Regions from separate parts of the Mus musculus genome. Here region 2 is linked to region 1. A link is a loop called in an ENCODE intact Hi-C map of the cell type or tissue named here. Cell type or tissue: gastrocnemius. All regions are shown on one strand.

The links. A loop is a pair of places that touch in the nucleus more often than their neighbours do. Peaks named below come from ENCODE experiments on the same cell type or tissue, not always from the same donor. Only the 100,000 strongest peaks of a DNase experiment are listed, where the experiment ranks them.
Region 2: a loop joins it to region 1, with 2.2 times the contacts of the local background. A loop is called at or near these places in 13 of 42 quality-filtered maps.

The regions. Positions count from the first base shown.
Region 1 is chr4:123,957,789-123,965,788 of GRCm38, reverse strand. No RefSeq gene overlaps it. Among named protein-coding and RNA genes, the nearest start is that of Rragc, 44 kb to the right of the region's middle. In gastrocnemius, no CTCF peak of the experiment used is centred here; a DNase peak (open chromatin) is centred at 4,618.
Region 2 is chr4:124,120,800-124,128,799 of GRCm38, reverse strand. No RefSeq gene overlaps it. Among named protein-coding and RNA genes, the nearest start is that of Gm40241, 71 kb to the right of the region's middle. In gastrocnemius, no CTCF peak of the experiment used is centred here; no DNase peak of the experiment used is centred here.

The sequences.
Region 1 (8,000 bases):
AAGGGATCTGTCTCACATCCTTTGTAGCGATGGTCCCCACCAGTCTGTTCCATTGGCATGAGTTGATTCACTGGCCTTCTCGGTCCTCTCTTGCCTCCCTGTCTAGACCTCTGCTGCTGATGTTCCTGCCATGGGCTCCTCTCTGCTCCTGCCCAGCATCACTGCCTCCAACACCCACCTGGTCCTGCACGTGCACAGCACAATGTCTTTGGATCTCACAAGCATCACATCCCCTTCCTTGTTTTTACATAGGTTATATCCATGCATGAAGCACAGTATGTGGTCTGGATTGAGGTTTCATGGTTTATGCAGGGCTGACGACCAAACCAGGGCTTTGTGTCCCTAAGCTACCTAAGAATGCTACCTAAGCACTCTGTCAACTGAGCTAGAGCCCAGACCTATTTTCTCTCATTCTCCTTTTCTCTCTCCTCCTCTCTCCTTCCCTCCCTCTCTTCTCCCCTCTGTCCCTCCCCTCCGCTACCCGTCCTCCTCCATTCCTTCCTTATTTTCTCTCTTTCTTTGAGATGGAGTCTCCTTCTGTTGCCCAGGCTGTTCTGCCATTCCTGTGTTCAAGCAATCCTCCTGCCTCAACTTCTCCATTTCCTGAGACTATAGACTCGTGCAACTAATTGTTCTGTAGCTCTTTTCTTCCAGTTGAAGCATTCCCTCCTAGAAAGAGGAGAAAGGCTCGTGAGAAGCTCACAGAAACAAGAATCAGAAAGCACAGAGTTACAAGACTCATGTCTTCCCTATAGAAGCAATAGACAGTTGCTGGGGGAGAGGAGACTTGCCTCTGCAGGCTGGAGAGGGGGCTGTGGGGATGCAGTGTGGGGTTCTCCCCCATGCTGGGGTAGGCTTTGAGTCACCCAGTTCCTGTAAGTAAGCCAGTTGAGGTTTTGTCTTTTACTGTCTATTGTAATGCTAAGTACGACCCCCAAGATCTGGGGTCTGCGCACAGCCTCAAGTGACCCTGCCCCCAAGTTATTCTGACTGGTAAATAAAGATGCCAAAAGCCGGGGCATGGTGGCGCACGACTTTAATCCCAGCACTTGGGAGGCAGAGGCAGGCGGATTTCTGAGTTCGAGGCCAACCTGGTCTACTGAGTGAGTTCTAGGACAGCCAGGGCTACACAGAGAAACCCTGTCTCGAAAAAAAAAAAAAAAAAAAAAAAAAAGATGCCAACAGCCAATAGCTGGGCCGAAGAGACATAGGCGGCGTTTAAGTTTCCAGGGCTTAGGGTTGGAGAAAACCACGAGGAGAAGAAGAAGAAGGCTGGAGAAGTGGAAGAAGCAGCTAGTCATGGGTTACGTGAGCCATAAGAAGATGGTCCTGAGGGCTGCCCAATGGGAGTTAAGAGCAGCCCAGAAGAAACAGAGTAAGTAAAACTCGAAGTTAGCAATAGAGAAGCAGATTCTAATAGCATGGAGGGTAGGTCTAGGTCCAACTCTGTGCTGTTCGAGGCTTATTCTAAATATAAAGGCTGTGTGTGTCTTTTATCCAGGAACTAAAGGGTCAAAGGTGGTTAAAAAAAAAAAAACCGGGTAGAGATTAAAAACGTATACAGCATAATGCAAATAAATGTGTTGGTTTACAAGCTAGTCCTAGATAGAACTGATTCTTTGACTACCTGTGCCCTGTCTCTGGTACACAGACACTTGCTCACATCTGTCCAGGAAAAGTCACACAGTCGATTCGTGGCCAGTATTTGTCACTCTGAGACTGGTTTATTTTCCTTAGCATAGTGCTCAGAGATGAAAGAAGGACCAGGGGTTCAAGGTCATCCTTGGCTGCACAGTGAGCGCCAGGCCAGCCTGGGCTACATGGAACACTTCCAAAAAGAGAAAGTGGCCAGGTGCATGCCTTTAGAAATCTATAGGCAGAGGCAGGCAGTTCTCTGTGAGTTTGAGGCCAGCCTGGTCTATAAAGTGAGTGTAAAGCTGCATAGTGAGACTCTGTGTTGAAAGAAGGAAGAAAGGAAGGGAGGGAGGGGAAAAGGAAAAGAAAGAAAGAGACGAGAAATAGTGTACAAGTTTTCATCTATATGGAACTTACTACAATAATTAATGTCACAGACAGGGAGGAGAAAACGTCCCGGCTGCTATTAACTGTGCAGAGGAGCTCCAGATCCTGGAGAGGGAGGGTGAAAATTAAAATTTGGGGGCTGATGGTGATGCATGTCTTTAACTCTAGCACTCAGAAGGCAGAGGCAGACAGATCTCAGAGTTCGAGGCCAGCCTGGTCTGCAAAGCAAGTTCTAAGACAGCCAGGGCTACATAAGGAAACCTCGTCTCAAAAGAAAAAAGAAATTAAAACTAAAACAAGTCACAAGCACTAAATACATACATACATATATACATGCTAATTAATTAATTTAATTAATCAATTCATTAAAAGATGGGCATGGTACTGCATATCTGCAATGCCAATACCAGGAAGACAGAGTCAGGAAGATTCTGAGTTTGAGGCCGACCTGGGCTACATAGTGAGAGTCTGCCTCCAAAAAAAACCAATGTTTTTAAATTCAATTAAAAGAGTCATTTTGGGCTGAAACTCTCAAGGGTCTTTGCAGGAACAGAAGCAGCTGAAAAGATCTGCTTAAAGTTTAAAATGTTTGGATATAAATATTTTTAGCGTCTGCAAGCCACCCATATGTACACGCGCTCCGCAGCTCCCCTTTCGCCTCCTCGCTGCTCTGGAGGGTGACGTGAGTCTCATCCACACAGGAAGGATCTAAACGACCTGATGATTACAGGATAATATTCATACGATGAGGTTAAAAGCACTGGCTGCAAAGTTCTTTCATAAGCCACAAGAGGGGAAAATAATTTATGAGAACACGAACAATTAGCACTTTGTAAAAAAGAAATAATGCGCTTCACTTGATCCCTATATTTAACATCAATTAAAGATTATCCTCATGAATGAAACCCGACCTGGAAATTAACAAGGGATTTAAATTGCATTATGCAAGCAAGAGAGAGGAGCCTGAACATTGGTTCAGGGTTTCCAAGATCCACAAATTCATCTGAGCAGGGTAGCCTGGCCATTCCTTCCCGTTTCTCTGAGATTCAGGAAGCTGCCGATGCGCCACATGGGCGCCTCAATCTTTGCTTCAGCAAAACCAAAGAAAGGGGGAAGCGTGATAAAAAAAAAAAGAAAGAAAAAGAAAAAAAAATCCCCGCATAGCTGCAAACACAAGGTTGGCACCCTTCATTTTTAAAAATAACTTCTGGGTCATTTTTTTTTAAACTGATAAAACTGACCCGGAGAGTCCCTGAAAAGGGATGTCTGTAATGCTCCAGGACTAGACCATCTCCTCAAGTGAGCCCAGAGGGCAAGAACCAGCTGAGAAATTATGTTCCGAGTCAACTGGTTCCAAGGCACTGAATTTTTCTCTCCAACAAAACGAGAAGCTCAAAAGAGATAAAATGAGCTGGATGCGGTGGTTCACAGCTGCAATCCCAGCACGTAGGCGACTGAAGCCGGAGGAGTATTTCAAATTCAAAGCTATCCTGTGCCTCATAGTTTGAGGCTAGCCTAGGCTACATAGCCAGACACCTCCATCTCTAGGAGGTGGGGACAAGGGAGTAAAACAACTATCAGAAAACAAGCGTGGGCTCTAGATACTTTTTAAATTTAAATTTTTATTTTTTATTTGTACATACGTGTGTGTGCCCACAGAGGACAGAAGAGGGCGTCAGAGGGCCTGGATCCGAAATTTCAGGAGGTTGTGAGCTGCCAGATGTGAGCTTTGGGATCCCAGCTTGATTGCTCTAAACCACGGACTCCTTTCTCCAGCTACTTTGTGTCCTCAGCAACCTGCTCACTGGATCAGGATAGTTGTCCCTAGGTCTGGATCTTGACCTAGGTTCGGAGGTTTCTGAGGCTCACTTGTGTTTATGGAGGCAGAGAAAGCCGCAGAGAGGGCATGCTCAGAGCCCCAGGCGCTCCAGAGCCTGTATCCAGAATGGAGAGGGAGCTCTGACTTTGCTGTCTTCTGACACAAGCACCCTGCGGCTTCTGGGGGTGGCTGGAAAAGGACACGTCAGGAACACGACTCTGATGCTGATTGCTAAGAATTGTCGCACAGGGAGAAGCAGAGTGATTCTTGCCATCTTTTAGACCCCCTGGAAGAAAAGGGTCTTGTTCGCAGCATGGAAGGTGTGCCCTGAGAAACTGACTGTGGCTTGTGTCGTCCCCCCCCCCCGCCCCCCGTACTGCGGACCTTACTACATGCAAGTGATAAGGTTATTGTTCCCAGTGCTGGATCTGGGGACAACTTAGCCCCTTTCAGAGGGGTGGGAGGCCTATCTCTTGCCCTCCCGCTTGCTGTGTGGATTGGTTTCGTCATTGTTATCTTGGGAAAAGAGAAAGCAGATGTTAACCATTACCCCTTGAGAATTCACCTTGCTAGGCTGTAAAATTCTGCATTATTAACATTCCAAAATTCTTCCATTCTCTGTGCACATCTTAGATGGGGGTGTGCTCGTGTGTGTGAATATTTGAGAATTCAAAACTGTGGAGAGGATAGAGGTGGCAGAAGTTTATTAAATTGGCCCAGGGCGGTTTTGAAATTTGAAAGTTTCTCACACTCCATGGCTCTGGGCCAACTCCCAGCTGGCTCAGCTGAGCAGCCCACACAGGGCTCAGTCACCAAGGTGCGGTCCCTCTGTCCTCACAGAGATGAAAGGCTAGCATTTGAGGGTGCTAAGGGAGGAGGCCTTAAGATTTGTCCAGCTCCAGCTAGGTCACACTGAGAACAGTCGAGATAGCCTATGGGAGACACTCAGGTGACTTAGTGGTGAATGTGTGAAATCTTGAAGCATTGGTGATAGTTACACATAAGTCCTCCCAGGGTGAGGTGATAGCTCCCTCCAGAAGCCAGTGGTGGAACCTATCAGATCTGCCTGACCCACAGAGGAGTCGGAGGCTTACATTGTTGTTGTTGTTGTTGTTGTTGTTGTTGTTGCTGCTGCTGCAGTGGTGGTGGTTGTTGCTGTTATATTGTCATTCCCATTTTTCTCTGTTTGATGGGAGAAAGGAGGAAGCAAAACCAAATATTTATGAAACTCTTGCAAACACAGACACGTGCTTTTGCCCCAGGATGACAGCAGGTTCTGGTGGCCATAGAGCCAAGCGCTGATATCCAAAGCTTTGAAATCAGAGGACTTGGGCTAACTTCTGCCTCTGTGCCTTTTCAGCTGTATTACCTTAACAGTGCTAAGGAGCCAACCTGACCCTCAGTCTCCACCTCTGTGAAATGGGAACATCAGCAACACCTGTGCTATAGGGGCACTCTGAAGACAAATGAAGGGACATAAAACACAGTCTCTGGCATGTGTGAGGCGCCCAAGAAATGCAAGTAGAATGTTTTATTATCTTTTAATTATTTGTTTATTTGTTTCGCTTTATGTGTATGCATGTATGTATGTGTACCACATGTGCCTGTTGGGTGCCCTGGAGCTAGGATTATGGATGATTGTGAGCTACAAGACTGGGTGCTGGGAACTGAACCCTGATCCTCTGTTAGAACAACGCGGAGCCACGCTGCAAAACAAAATCCCTTTCCCAAAGGAGGCACTTCCTGCCCCAACTCCACGCCATAGTCCTCAGGCCCTGCCCCTAAGCTTTGATTTCAGAATTCCCAGCTATAAAAAAAATTCACTAAGGCCTGGAAAGATGGCTCAGTGGTTAAGAGCACTGACTGCTCTTCCAGAGGTCCTGAGTTCAAAAATCAGCAACCACATGGTGGCTCATAACCATCTGTAATGGGATCGTATGCCCTCTTCTGGTGTGTCTGAAGACAGCGACAGTGTACTCATATGCATAAAATAAATAAATCTTTTTTTTTAACTCACTAAGAATATTTCAGGGAGAAAAGAAAGACAAAATAGAATCCAATTCCTGCAATTAACTAATAAACTAGAACTAATGGAACTTTACAGTGTGCTCCCCTTAAGGGAAAAGCTGGTCCAGTGCTAACCTCCATCACTGTCTCCTCCCAGGGTGGCCTGTTTGTTCTCTATCCAGTGAAGCCTAAGAAACCCCAAGTGAGTCCTGGTGTCTCCTGAGCCTCCAGGAGTAGAGAACAAAAGACTCCTTGGCTTTGTGGTAAAGAACTCAAGAGCTGGAGCACCTCTGTAACCCCATCACTTGAGAGACTGAGGCAGAATTAACCCAAGTTCAAAGTCAGCCTAGACAGTGAAACTATGTCAAACAAAAACACTCAAGAAGAACCCATAGCCAGAGACAGAGAGGGGTAAAGACCAGCACAGGATCGGATAAAAGCCAAAGGGACGGTCTCACTACCTCAGATGACTAACTGACATAAATGGCCCTGAGCCACACACTCCCTGGCACTTAGGGCCAACGTTGTTTGCAGAATCCCCAGCTCAGGGTGTGGGAGGCTGAGAACCCATAGAGGGAGCTGTGTAGGCAGGTACTCCCCTGCCTGAGCAGACAGCCATCCATCACTTGGAGAGGCAGCAGTGGTAGGGATGGGAACTCTGTCATCCCCCTCCTGCATCTCGCCCCAGCAGGCTGGGGGAGAGCCTAGGCAGTGGTGCAGAGAAACAGAAGTGGAGCTACCCCGCCCCCTTTTCAGGATTGACACTGCAGACACAAGTTTCTCCATTTCCTTAACAGCCCCTGAAGTTGATAATAAGGACAGTTGCTTTAGATTCTTAAGTGATGTCAAAGGGGCCTCCTGGTGAGCAAGGAAGAAGATAGAGCTCTCTAGGGTCAGCACCCGTGCTGGGGCCCCTGGGAAGACTCTCTTCTATAACACCCAACCCTGTCTGCTGGGCGACTGTGGGACAGTGTGGAGTCATTACCAAATAAGCTGGTGGCAGGCCTGAGAGGTGCTGGATCCCCTTCACATTCTGCAGTGCACTGGGCAGGGCTAATGCTTTGGACCCCCCATCCTGGGGCTGCAGGCAGCGTGCTCTGAGCCACTGAGGCCTAAGCTGAGTTGACAGGCTCCATTAGAGAGCAGCTCTATCGTGGAAATTGTGATGTTAACCAAGGGCCATGTGGTGGATAGCAATTCCCACAGTTCCCTGTGCTGAGCAGCAGGCCAGACCGTTTTCCTTAGGGTGACTGAGAAGATCAGGGGACATTCCTAGTTCCATTTCCCGGCTGGCCTCCTCTAGCTTGACCTGTAGGGGGAAATGTGGCCTGGGGACCCTCCCCTACCCAAGGACACCCATGTTCCCAGACACCCAACTCTGCTCCTGAGGCCTAATGGTCCACACACCCTGGGATCAAAGCTTCAGGTGAGTAAACTCTTGAAGGACTTTGGGATTTAAAGTAGGGAAACCAGTGAGTGGGAGAGGCGACCTGAGTCCACGAGAGCTTGTGTACACAACATAAATAATAATGCAGATTTTTTAATTAAAAAATAATAAAGTGGAAAAGTCTTTCCAGTAGGTTCTGAAGTAGCAAGAGTTCTGGAAAATTCCAACCACTGTAGCAAAAGCAAGCTTTTTTTCCCTCTAGACCTGAACATCCCCACTTCCAGGGTTCAAGGACAAAGTCCAGGACCTGAATCACAATTCTGTTGTTGCCACCTAAGACAGCAGGTAGATGAAGCCAGGGCCAGGCTGAGTCCTACTTCTCTTAGAAGGGAAAAGTTGCCTCCTGCCAGAGAACTGGGCTGAAGAGGAAGCCAGGGGAACTATTTGGATCTTATCCAACCAGGAGGTGGATCTGGAACAGCAATGCCCTTGAAGTCAGAGACCGTAAGACTTTGAACCTAACAGAACGAGATCAATAAATTGAACTCATGAAGTCATGCACTCCAGGGACAGAACCAACTCCCTGGGTCCCACTCTCTCCCTCCTTAGGAGGATCATGGTTCCTACAACACCGAGTTCCCTGCATACACAGTCTGTTTCCGTTGTAGCTGGGCCCAGGACCCCAAGTCTCAGTGGCCTCAGAGATGCTCCAATCTCTGTCTATCCAAAGGTGTAGCTGTGGATTGGGCATTGTGGATCCTGTGA
Region 2 (8,000 bases), 160 kb before region 1:
CCCGTTACTTCTATCTCGTGACTTCAGCTGGAATGATGACAAGAAGCTATCTCAAGAACATGGTTGCCATCTCAAAGTTGGTCCCTCCCTGATCCCATGATTCCACCACGAGAATTTTGCTCTCAGTAAGCACAAGACATCAGTGTCTGTACCCGTTAAAAGCAGGTTAAACCGAGACACTACGGACACACTGGAATGGTAGAAATGCAGGACCACTGGAAGCAGCCTTCCCATGCTACTCAGGGGAGTGCAAAAACGATGCTTCGTTAGGAGAGCAATTGGTACAGTGTTGAGCCTTTTACCCAAGAAAAATAAAACTGCACCTTCATAAACATGTGTAACAGGTGCTTGTAGCAGACTTTTTGGAAAACTAGTAAGTAAAGTGTTGGGTTGTCATCCAGCGGCAGCACTGGCTTGGCATTTGCCAGCCCAGCATGGCACAAACAAACAAACAAACAAACTACACAAAATAAGCTAGCTGGAAAACGACCCCAGTATGCACCCAGGGGTGAATAAACACACTGTGTAAATGTAGAGAAAAGGGACCAGGGAAAGAACACTTGGCCCCTGACTTGACCCCAAGCCAGAGATCAGGACCAAGGGAAAAATACATTACCCTTAGCTTGACCTGGAATCCCTGAGACTTGGAAATCTCCACCTCTATGACTCAGCATTAATGGCCAGGCAACACACTTTCCACTAGCTCACTAAATGTGCTCCAAAAAACTATAAAAGGCCACCCCTCCACCCAACCCTCTACTGTCTCTGTTCCAGGTCAGAGGCAGTCACCGTTCTGTTCCTCTCCCTAATAAATCTCGTTTGTGAGGTTTGTTGCATTGTGTGACTTTGGCTTCTGATGCCCTGTCAAGATGCCCTTGCATTGGGTAAACCCTTCTGGTAAATCTATATGCCAGGCTACCACTTGACATGAAAAGGGAGTGCATGAGACCTAAGAGCCAGAGGGCCTGAGCCGGATCTGAGCCAATGGTCTCCTCCCTGAGAGCTAACTTTCATAGAACCAATAGTTCTACCCAACTGTAATGCTTATGGACCACAATGGCAACCACATTGGCATGGTGACCCTGAGGGTGCAGCGCCTTGTCATACCTTGTCAGTGACCAACAGCTCTCTAATTGGACTTAAGACTCGCTCAACAAGAAGGAAATCATGCCTTGTAGTAGAAACCCAGCTAGTGAGGTCATGGGACTTAAAGGAGACCCTGCCACCATCGCTTTAGTAAAGCAGCATCATTCCCAGCTGTATTCTACATGTACACACAGATAAGGGTGACTCTCACTCTTCATCAAAGATACTTCCCTTTGCAATCTATAGAGACCATTACAGAAAAGCAAAAAAAAAAAAAAAAGAGGTCAAAAGATGCAAAGCAAGTGATGGTGAGATGCCCAGCCCCTGCTGATACATCTACAACACAGCTCCTGCACCTAAGGCTCAGAGAACATCTTTAAAAAGGAGATTATATACATAGAGTGACACTAAATGAATATGTGTATATGCTTATATATATATATATATATATAGACATGAAAAGGGATAGTTTGCTAAATGTTCCCCATCTCACTAATGCTGACTTAAACCAAAGGCAGGCAGATCTCTCTGAGTTCAAGGCCAACTTGGTCAACATACTGAGTTCAAGGACATCCAGGACTATGTGGAGAGACCTTATCCCAGAAAACAAAACAAAACAACAACATCAGCAAAGCATGACTCCTGGCACATGCGACTCTGCGACTCTGTGACTCTGACTCGGGTCCTGGGATGTGGAGATACGGTAGAAGGAGACTTACTGGAAGTGGGGACTGGAGACAGTTGGAAGGTTCTTGTGAGTATTCTCCAGTTTAATCACCCAGACATCACTCCATGGATTTCCATCAGAACCTACCTCCAGCACCTAAATATTTTTGCCAGGTTGAAGTTCTGTTATTTTCTCATTTAAGAGCACGTTTTAAGAATGGGGAAATGGCTGTTAGTAAACTATTTGCTAAGTTCAGTCCATGTAAACAAAGCCAAGCATGGTGGTATAAACTTAGAATCCTAGTATGGGGGCAGAGACAGTCTAATCCCTGGGGCTCACTGGGCAGCCTGGTGCACGGACTCCTGCATGGGCGAGCACACACACACACACACACACACACACACACACACACACACACACACACACACACAAGCACGCATGCCCACATGTGCGCACACACACGCACAGAGGACCATGTCTAATTTTGAAGAGGAAAAACTACCTCCAAATCCTTGAATGTCTTCAGTCAGTCATCTGACACCACCCATATGCGGCTCTACCTTGAAATCCAGCCCTAAGCAGCCGGTCTTTAATGGGTTCAGCATTTAGTGAGTTAGGAATGGATTATGTGCGAAATGCATTAACCTCTCACATGACTGTAAAAATTGCCTTAATAAAATAGAGCTAAATCCTACTTAATAGCAATAAAAGAGAAGCCACTCTGTTCCAGGGACGTGGGTGACCCCGTGAGTCATTCCTTATGATTTTAGAGGGTTGAGCATTTGGAATTTGTCTCCCCTTTTATGAAACTTTTAAGCTTCGATAACTGTTAGAAAAAAATCACAAGAGTTAAAGTAAGTTTCCTGCTAGCAGATAACCAGAGAGCCAAGAGATGTCCATCATCTTCTGAAAGGTCCGTCATCCTGAGACCCGCTTTTGAGGTCAGAAGTGCAAACGACGGAAAGGAAGGCACTGATTAGAATAACTAATATTTGCCCAGAACTTTCCTACTTAAAAGCTCCCTTTTCACCTTGATCAATGGATTCATCTCCCACAGCAGACTTAGGAAATAGGTACGCGAAGCTTCACTTTATAGATAAAGAGGCAGAGACACAGACAGGCAAAGGCATTTGTCCAGGTCTCGAGGCTAACAGGATGAAGCACTAATAACTCAGATGCAGGTGCTCTGGGTTCAAATCCCACACCCTCTCCAAGCGCTTTTGTATTTGTCTTGAACAACATCCACCTGCTTATGAAATGGAGAAAACGGAGGCTGGGGCTCAATGACTGGAAATCTATGTGCTTTGGTCTTGTTCCTTCCCCCAGCAACCCCAAGTTCACCACAGCACAGCATCCGTCTCATGCTGTGGCTCTTGTATGGTCTGAACGTGTCCTGCAAGGTTCAAGGGCTTGAAGCTCAGTCTTCAGTGGGGCTCAGAGGGGGACGATGGGAGAGCTGCCCTGGGAGTCACTTGATGTTGGTCTTACTGAGTGAATGAACTATTCTAAAGAATGTATTAGCCAGGGTTCTCTAAAGGCAGACCTTATGGAATGTCTCTTGATATAGTAAGGGAAATTATTGGGATAGCTTACAGTCTCCAGTCCAACTAACCCACCGATGGGCAGCTGTGGATGGGAAGTTCAAGAATCTAGTAGTCGCTCAGTCCCACGAGGCTGAGTGTTTCAGCTGGTCTTCTGTATAAGCTGGAATCCTGAAGAAGAAATAGTTTCCAGCAGATGTGCTGGCAAGTAAGTACAAGCAGGCAAAGAAGAAGGAAGTCTTCCTTCTTCTATTGTTCTTATGTAGGCCTCCAGTAGAAGGTGTGGCCCAGATTAAAGGTGTATACCACCACACCTGGACCTAAACTGTTCTTGGAACTTGCACTGTCCTAGGCTGACCTTGAACTCAAAGCTCTACTTGCCTCTCTCTCCTGGGATTAAAGGCATGTATCACCTTGCCTGGGCCTAAGTTTTTTATAGCCAGTGTGCTTCAAGATCCAGATCAGAAGTCTGTTTCTTACAGCCTCAAGATCTGGACCACAGGTGTGCCCTCCATTTCTGGATTGTAGTTCATTCCAGATAGAGTCAAGCTGACAGTTGAGTATAGCCATCACAACCCCTGACACTTGAATTCCTCTCCGGCTTTATGTCTTGAAGTGTGATCTCACTGTCTCTCACACCCACCCACCATGACGATGCTCACCCTGATGTGACAGTCAAGGGGACCCTCGACAGATGCTGGGCCAATAGACATGCCTGGACTTTCAACCTCCAAAATGATGAGCTGAATAAAGCTCTTCTCTTTGTAAATTCTTCAGAGTTGGGTATTTAGTTATAGCAATTGGAAAACAGATACATGCAATAATAGTAAGAATAGTGACATAAAATTATCATTGTAATAGTAGTAATAGTCATATATAACAGCAGTGATGGCAGAAAATACAACTGCTATCATTACGAAGCACTGGGCAGGTGCTATCGCTATGCATATTTTAAATCCTTTAATCCTAATTTCTTGAGGAGGTGTTATTAGGAATAAGGAGGAAACTGAGGAGCATAGGAATTAAGAAACATGTGTGGTTCGTTAACCACAGAGCTAACCACTTCTGGTCCTTCCATCGTCCACCTACTTTGCAAAGGGACCTTGGAAAATCCCCATAAAGAAGCAGAGACACTGGCCAGGCTGTAGTGGCGCACGCCTGTAATCCCAGCACTTGGGAGGCAGAGGCAGGTGGATTTCAGAGTTCGAAGCCAGCCTGGTCTACAAAGTGAGTTACAGGACAGTCAGGACTGCACAGAGAAACCCTGTCTCGAAAAACAAACAAACAAACAGACAAACAAACAAAACAAACGAAGAAGAAGAAGAGGCAGAGGAAGAGGAAAAGAAAAAAAGAAAAAGAAAAAGAAAAAGAAAAAGAAAAAGAAAAAGAGACACTTTTATGCCACTTGAATTCAGTCTTGACTCACTGTGGCCAACAGGATCCCGCAAAAGTGACATGCACTTGTTCTGGGCACATGTGCTTCTACCAACCCTCAGGAGGCTGATCCAACTATTTAAGAGACTTGAGACTGCTTCTCCACAATGGGAATCATGAACAGGATGGCTGGAGTGTGGGAGACACTTTAGCCCAGTGGTTCTCCATCTTCCTAATGCTGCAGCCCTCTAATAAATTAAATTAATACTAATAAAATTAATAATAATAATATAAAATTAACAGTAATAATAACAATTATGTTGCACATTATATTATATTAGATAATTTTTTGAGACAGGGTTTCTCTATGTAGCCCTGGCTGTCCTGGAACTCACTCTGTGGATCAGGTTGGCCTCATATAAATATGCCTGCCTCTGCCTCCAAAGTACTAAGATTAAAGGCATGCACCAATATTGCCTGGCCATAAAATTATTTTAGTTGCTATTTCATAACTGTAATTTTGCTACTGTTATGAATCATAATGTAAATATCAGATATACAGGATATCTGATATGTGACCCCTGTGAAAGGGTCATTGGAACCTTAAACAGGTTGTTGTGACCCACAGGTTGAGAACCATTGCTATAGGGCATCTGTTCCCTGTGGAAACTAGCCCAGGCTTGCCTGCTGGACAGTAAGAGGCAGCATTGAACAAAGAAAGCATTTTGTCCCAGTTCAGGTAGGCCGGCCACTTGCAGCTGACTCATTAGGTAGCCACAGGCACACAGACATGTAAATGGATCCAACTAAGATCAGATGCTCAGTGTCTGTCAACAGAACCTTTCAGCCACCTGCAGGGTAATGAAAAACTTGAAGCTGTCACTAAGTGAACTGCTAGATTTGGAAGTAGCACAATCATTAGTTTTCTGTGTCAACTTGACTGGGCAAAGAGATGCCCAGAGATCTGGTAAAATGCTGTTTCTGGTCATCTCTGAGGCTGTTCTCAGATAGTATCTGCATCAGTGGATGGAGTAAAGATGACTGTCTCCCCTAGTGCGAGAAGGCATTGTTCCATTCAATATGGTGAGGGATTATGTTGAAAGGCACATTCAATCTTTTGTGTTTTGTTTGTTTGCTTTGTTTTTATTTGAGGGTTTAAAGAGCAAACCCCAGGGCTTCATGTGTGCTAGGTAAGGGCTCTACACTCTCATCTCTGCTTGCGCTTCCTGAGCCTGGTGCCTTCTGCCTTCAGACACCATGGTGTTTGTTTTGGCCTCTTCAGACTCAAAGTTATATCCTAGTGATCCCCTGTCTCGCAAACCTTCAGACTGGGACTGAAATGTTCCCTCAATTTTCCTGCTTGCTGGTGGCAATATGGTGGCACTTCGTCACACAAGCTAAGTCTACAATAAATCTCCTTATATTTCGATGTATAGTCTATTGGTTGACATGTCTTATAACACAGCAGTCGCTAACTAGTACAAATTAAAATGATGATTAGAGGCTGAGCCTAACAGGATCCAAGCTTGGACTCTTTCTTGTATCGTAACCTCTAAACACCAGCCAACAGGGTTGAGAGAATTGTCACCCCAAGGGTCAAGAATATCTTGTGCATTGAGAATTAGGGTACTATCTGTTTGAGTGTCAAAGAGAAAGGCATTGATGGCTCATGAGCTGCTAGGTCTGCATGACCTCGACAAGGCACTCCTCTCTCTAGGAGTCTGTGCTCTTGGCCATATGGCTAGGATGATCTGCTCGGCACTAAGGTTTACAGTAGCTGCTTCATTAAGCGATGTGCTATATGCCATGAACGTACACATCTTGCTACTGTGCTGGCTTTGAAGATGGAGGGAGAGGCCATAAAACCAAGGAAGATAAGCAACCTCTAGAAGAGGGAAGATAGCGACAGATTCTCCCTCACAAACTCCACAGTGAACTCAACCCTGCCAACACCTTTATTCTAGACAATTTAGACCCATTTTAGACGTCTGACCTGCAGATGGAAGGGAATAAATATGTATATTGTGTTAATTTAGGGTGGTTCGTTATATCCCACAAGATCTAAATGTACTTCCTGGCTCAGCAGATGGCACTTACAGCGTTTCCGGCACACCAAGATGACCCACTGCTGCTGGTTTTAAGCCTCAGGTGGCTCCTAAAGGTCCCTTGGGATGTTCAGTCGTTGGTCCTATGACTTCTTACAGACTAGGAAGGGGATGTCATGGGATAGCTCTGGCTAATCACTAGGTCCCATTCCCTCTCACCCTCTAGTGGCTGTGCTGAGCTGCAGAGTAGCCAAGGAAGGCCAAGAGCCAAGGGCTCTGGGTAGGACAAGACTGAGGAGGTGGCTCAAAGGATAAAGCACTTACTACATAGGCCTGAAGACCAGAATTATGGTCCCCGGTACCCTCATAAAACCAGATGTGGTTATGAACATCTGTACTTCTAGCAAATCTATGGCAAGATGGTAGACGAAGACAGGCAAATTCTAGCAGCTTGTGGGCCAGCTAGCCTGGCATATACAATGGCCAGCAGGAAGAGACTCGGCCTCATGCAAAGAAGATGGAAGGACTGACACCAAGGTTATTCTCTGACCTCTACCCAACTGCATGCTATATGCATGCCCATACTCACACATGAACATGCATGCACACACACTCATGCATACATGCACATATACACATGCACACATGTACACATGCATACATGCATACATGCATGCCCATACTCACACTCGAACATGCATGCACAGACACTCATGCATACATGCACACATACACACATGCACACATGTACACATGCATACATGCATACACGCATGACCATGCTCACACGTGCACATGCATGCATACACAGAAGAATGGCTTCACCTTTTCCTCAAGCCACACCAGTACTTTCAAGTATTTAACCGTGATTCATCTTTCATCGGCATGAAAAACAAGGTGCACACCACCTGATGTGTTTGTGTGGGTGCAGGGTTTGGCTGTAGAACAGAACCAAACCTTCAACTGACACTGTTTAGCAATTGTGATGCAATCTGATTATTAATTATTGTGAAATGGCTTTGTCATCCCCACTCCGCTCCCCCAACCTGTAATGGGGTTGGTTTGAGTGGGAGAACATGACAGGACAGTTGCGGTGATGAGACCTCAGGTGGCCGTGAGCACAGGGAGAAACAGATTTCTCAGGAGGCAGCTCCAGTGAGACAGCTAGTTTAATTAGGGGGGACAAAGGCTTTTTAAACCTTTGGGGGTGAATAGGGGATATATGATGAGTGTACACCATTGGCCAGGGTGCTGGGGATGCCTCATTTGCATAAGGGGGAATTCCAG